2 separate regions of the Homo sapiens genome follow, and region 1 is linked to region 2. Evidence: chromatin contacts called from ENCODE Hi-C or POLR2A ChIA-PET data. All regions are on one chromosome and are shown on one strand. Each heading gives the region's core, a stretch centred on a gene start or an enhancer-like site at or near the end of the contact. The rest is flanking DNA. Distances are from core to core; before and after follow the strand shown.

Region 1 (2,791 bases), core at 236-2,735, 34 kb after region 2:
CCTTATAATAAAGTTCTTTCCATATATACATATGCATTTTCATGTTATATGTTTTATAGCATATAAAACATATGGACTTGGTTGGTGCATGCACATTTATACATGTTTGGGTGTGCATATGCATATTCCTGTATATTCTTTTGGTTCTGTTCCCTGGAGAATACTGACTAATACTTCCAGTATTCCTGGAGCTGTGGGATGGGTACAGGGAATCATCATAATGCTTAACATTGATCAAGTGATTACACCCCAGGCAATGTTCTAAGTGGCTTACTTCTATTAACTTATTTAATTACCATAACAGTTCTACGATGTAGGCATTTTTATTGTAGCCAGTTAAAAAAGATGAATTGGAGATACAGAGTGGGTAAGTAACTTGCCCAAGGACACACAGCCACCAATGAAAGGTCTGAGTTTGCACCCAGGTGATCTGACTGTAGAATTTGAGATGTAACCACTATGCTTTACTGACTTTCTAAAAAGGAAAAGAAGTGGTGGGGAAATGAGCAAGACAGGGAGGAGCTAACGGATGGATACAAGAGAGGTCTTCAACGCCCAGATCATAACGAATTTTATGAGTGTCTGCAAAGTTCACATAACCCGTTTAAGTGTTTCTTTCAAACAGAGACTCTCAGGATCTATGTATGTGCACATTTTACCCCTCTCCCCTGGACCAGTTGGTTGAACTGGATCCAACTTGGGCCAATAGTAATCTTTTAGGAATTTGGAATTAGGACTGAGAAGTTCTGGATTGGTCTGGACAGGACTGTTAGAACTAAAGGGAGTATATTCAGGAATGGTGGGAGCCACGTTCTGCCCACCTGTGGCCTTGAGACACCTGGCCTTGACAGAAAAAGAACTATAAGTGCAGGGGAGAGCAGGGAAGATTGACGATGAGTCTCCTTCTGTTCTAGGTCCCAGCAGATCCCTGCATTCCAGCCTTCAGCTCTGTGAGGGCCTTCCAATTCCCCCTTTTCCTTCTTATATTAGGGCGCATTGATACGTGGCACTTGCTCCAAACTCCTAGGGATTTTGTACACCCAGAGCATGAGCTTAAACTGTATTTGAAGGTGACAGGGGCCCTCAGAACGATTTAAAAACAGGTAAGAGAAAGAGGGGACAAAACTGTCTTGTCTGTACCAAAGGGTGGAGATTACAGGGAGGCCAATCTGGACTCATAAAAAAGAAGAACTCCCTAAATTAATGCTGTCCAAAAACAGAATAACTTGATTCCTGAATTGTAAGATTCCCTGGCACTTTCTTGGTGCAAGCCCAGAATAATCAACCATGTGACAGAGGAAATTCAAGCTTCAGGAGGAGCAGGAGTGACCAGGGATGACGTCTGGTGTGGCTTCCACACTGAGGTTTTGTGATCCTGTGACTCTGGACTGAGGCCTGGACAGTTTTCAGCCGGCTCTTTGTTTCTGGTGAGGAAGGCATGCCTGGTGTAGAACACACAGTTGTACCAGCTGCCTATGCATGAGAGGGGCTGTGAGAAGATGCTGGCTGCATGGGCCCTGCACTGTCAGTGTGGAGGCAGGAGCCAGGGCCTTTCTTGTTTCAATAAACAGTGTTTCTTCCTCCCACCTGCCATGATGAGCTGGCCAGTTCCGTGGGCATGTTAATGAGCTTCTCTCTGGTGACCGAGACACAGCATACGACACAGCTCCTCTGGCCCCTGAAGGACAATTAAGTCCCAGTAGTGTCTGAGAGCCTGATGGCTGGCTTCTGGGACTCCACACACTCTTGCATACATATTCTCCTTCTCTCCATCCCCACAAATATTGTAGCTGTCTCAGGTTCTAAAAGCAATAATGACTTCTTAGTAAAGACATTCTGAAAAACCTAAAGAAAATAGAAATGATTCAAAATCCTACCGCTCAGAAATAGCTAGTACTCACTTTTTGGTGAACCCAAGGCCCCTCTCTCACACACATCTCTCATTTAATGATCTCATCCTTGGAGCTGTTGTGTAACCTGCTTTTTCACTTAATCACCTCTCCCAGACATGTTGTTATATGTCGATAAACACAGACAGCCCTGATGCTCCTCACTTCCCCCTCTTCTCGCTTCCTGATGGTTTTCCTGCTTCATGTGGATTGCCTGTCTAGCCCAGCCAGCCAAACAGGCTTCCTTCCCTGAGACATCAATAATTGAACAAAAGCCTCCACAGACTCGGGGCTGGGCACCAAGGCACCCGCCCACTGCCCAGAGGCTGCTCAACCCTTCTCTGCCACAACCTTCCTGCTGAGGCTTTGCAGAGACCGGCTGCCAGAAAATCACAGTGAAAGAAAGTGACAACAGAAATTTCTTTTGGCTCCTTGGCTGCCTTGTCTTGCTCCTTCTTTATGGAATTCCTGGTTTGTCTCTAATTATCTAGCACCCAGAGCTTCAGAGCAAAGCCATGCTTCCAACCACTTGTCAAGGGAATGTAGACACTATAGAAAATGGATGAACGTGGCTTTGGACCCATAGACGCTTGGCAGATGAGAGCTGTGGCTCCTCAGCAGGAGGAAGGGTGCCTGATTCACAGGGGAGATGCCTGATGGCGGGTGGGGGGCTGCTGTTGGCATCCCCACTGGAACGTTTGTCCTAATGGGGGCCTGGCTCCCTCATCAGTGGCTTGTCCCAAAACAACAACCAGTGTTCCCAAACCTATACTTCCTCTTTGGATTTTTGTTTTTCATCTAGTTGGAGGGAATAAAAATAGCCCATGATTTCTCAAGCTTGACACTATTGATATTTGGACTGCATAATTCTTTGTTGTGAGGGGCTATTGTATGCATTACAT
Region 2 (2,700 bases), core at 23-2,522:
ATTTAGATTGTTGGTGAATTGTAATGATTAAATAGCTTTTTATTATTTATTAATGAGTTCAAACACCCTCCTGGTAGTTTCTAACCTTGATAATAGTGATAGTACCCCTGTACTGAGCTAGTAGTATGTGCCTGGCCTTGTGCGAAGCATTATCTTTTTTTTTTTTTTTTTTTTTTTTTTGAGACAGAGTCTGGCTCTGTTGCCCAGGCTGGAGTGCAGTGGCGTGATCTCGGCTCACTGCAAGCTCCGCTTTCTGGGTTCATGCCATTCTTCTGCCTCAGCCTCCCCAGTAGCTGGGACTACAGGTGCCTGCCACCATGCCTGGAAAATTTTTTGTATTTTTAGTAGAGATGGGGTTTCACCGTGTTAGTCAGGATGGTCTTGATCTCCTGACCTCGTGATCCGCCCACCTCGGCCTCCCAAAGTGCTGGGATTACAGGCATGAGTCACTGCACCCGGCCTCGGCCTCGCTAAGCATTATCTTAATACCTTGTTTAATCATCACAACAAATTTATCTTATCTACAAATATAGGGAAGAGACTCAGAGAGGTAAAGTAATTTGGCGACAAGGAGAAAATCAGGATTAGAATCCTAGTCTGTCTGAATCCAAAATCATCCCAATAAGCAACAGTGTGTTCCAGGGGCAGAACATTTGCCTTTGGAACAATTCATTTCATTGCCTTTCATTTTTATTTACTGAGACTCTGCTGTGGGGGAAGCCTTGTGCCAGCTTTGCGGGCTCATGCAAAGATGTATACAAGGCAGTGTTTGCCAGGAGCTTCCCCTCTAAAAAGAAACATGGGTGAGTATAGTGGCCCAGCTGGATCCAGCTTCACAGAGAGTGAGCCTTTGGCTGGAGGGCAGATGGAGTGGAGCATGAAGAGACAGGTCAGCTGACCACCTCCTTTTTTATGGGTCTCGTGGACTGACCATAGACATAAGGTCATATTTCCTTTTGCTTCCTCCAAGGTGTTTTTGTTTTTTGTTTTTTTGTTTGTTTTATCAGAGTGCTACGTCTTTGGAAGAAGGAACTCTCCACCTAGCACTGCTTCTGGCCTCAGTGTCGAACCTGAGAAAGGAATGAAGGCACAAGCTGAAGCAAGCACTGGGAGGGTGGTAACTGCCTGGGGCTCTGGGAAAAGCTGCCAGGAGCTTACAGTTGAAGATAGTTATCACTACTTCTCTATAATACAATACTGTGTTCTTCAAACAGAAAGCCTATGAAACCTTTCCTGATGCCCTCAAGCAGGGTTAGTCACTTAGCATTCAGTACACACCCCTGCTGTCTGACTCACTTAAGCAGCATTGTATTATAATTGTGTTTACATACTCTTCTTCGCTAGAATGCCAGCTCTCAGGACTATGGTGTCTTACATTATAAATCTCTCCCACATCTGGAACGACATGTGGGAAATGGCTTACTAGAGCACTTATCACATGCTAATATATGTTATGCATTTTACTTATTTATTTTGTTTATTATCTGGCCCTAACTGTCTGTTTTATACACAAATGTATCCTCAGCACCTAGGACAGTAGTCAGCATAGCGTAGGTGCTCAGTAAATGTTTGTTAGATGAATGACCATTCCTGAGACTGGAGGAGGGGTGAGCGGAGAACCAAGCATCAGGAAGTGGGGTGGTTAACCCAGAGAGTGCACATTGCTGGCTAGGGAATAGCAAGCATTCTCTATAATGGTGGGTTAGTGTGTGAATTATCCTCATTCTCAATTTAATTTTGAAAGTAGCATCCGTTTAACAGTGGTCCCACAGTTGAATCAGTTGAATGATAATCCACTATTTTGATGAGCCAATGATTTAAAAACTATGCCATAAAAGCAATATCGAAAAATTTCAAATACCACCTATTTTTAAAAAAACTTCATTGAATATGTTAATGGGTTATCAAAAAAGACTTTTCCTGATTTGTTGGAATTTCATTAGAGGACTAAAGGCTAAGAACACTCTCACATCCTAGAGATGCTAGAACATCTGTGCCAGACTTGTGGAGAGGTTCTCCTGGCACCAGGTCATAACCCACCTCTAACCTTTAGAAGAGCAAGTTGAAGAGGTCATCTGGAAGGACTGTTTTGGAGACAGTTGTAGGTATGCTGATTTTTGCCTTTCCTACCTGTGGTACTTTACCCTTACATTGGACCATGTGAAAAGAGAGCCCAGAGAATCATTCAGACAACTTAATATGGGTTCCCTGGAATTTGCAGGACCCAGCAACTCTCAAGGGAGAAATCTAAAGGCTGCTAGATGTGGCAGAATGAAATACAGAAAGACCTATACTGATATACTGATAGCTGCACTTCTAGCTATGGAAAGCCAAGGGGTGTAGTTCTTATGGACTAGATAAAGGTTTCATGAAAGGACTATCCTGGGATTATTTAAAAAGGGACCTGGCTGGGGGTGGTGGCTCAAGCCTGTAATCCCAGCACTTTGGGAGGCCGATGTGGGTGGATCACTTGAGGTCAGGAGTTTGAGACGAGCCTGGTCAACATGGCAAAACCGCATCTCTACTAAAAATACAAAAAAATTAGCTGGGCATGGTGGCACACGCCTGTAGTCCCAGTCACTCGGGAGGCTGAAGCAAGAGAATCGCTTGAACCAGGGAGGCAGAGGTTGCAGTGAGCCAAGAGCACGCCATTGCACTCTAGCCTGAGTGACAGAGCAAGACTTCTTCCAAAAAAAAAAA

The links. A loop is a pair of places that touch in the nucleus more often than their neighbours do. ChIA-PET counts read pairs that join two places held with the same protein, here RNA polymerase II (POLR2A).
Region 1: a map of mammary epithelial cell shows a loop between it and region 2 (2.5-fold over the local background). The contact joins two enhancer-like sites. A Hi-C loop is called at or near these places in 2 of 168 maps with a recorded cell type or tissue (PC-3 and mammary epithelial cell). POLR2A ChIA-PET finds 5 or more read pairs at or near these places in 3 of 52 experiments (MCF 10A, PC-9 and endothelial cell of umbilical vein).

The regions. Positions count from the first base shown.
Region 1 is chr1:64,308,350-64,311,140 of GRCh38, reverse strand. No RefSeq gene overlaps it. Among named protein-coding and RNA genes, the nearest start is that of UBE2U, 110 kb to the right of the region's middle. Within about 2 kb of position 1,485, at least 2 of the 41 ENCODE cell types and tissues checked have a DNase peak (open chromatin) inside an H3K27ac peak, as active enhancers do.
Region 2 is chr1:64,342,168-64,344,867 of GRCh38, reverse strand. No RefSeq gene overlaps it. Among named protein-coding and RNA genes, the nearest start is that of CACHD1, 130 kb to the left of the region's middle. Within about 2 kb of position 1,272, at least 7 of the 41 ENCODE cell types and tissues checked have a DNase peak (open chromatin) inside an H3K27ac peak, as active enhancers do.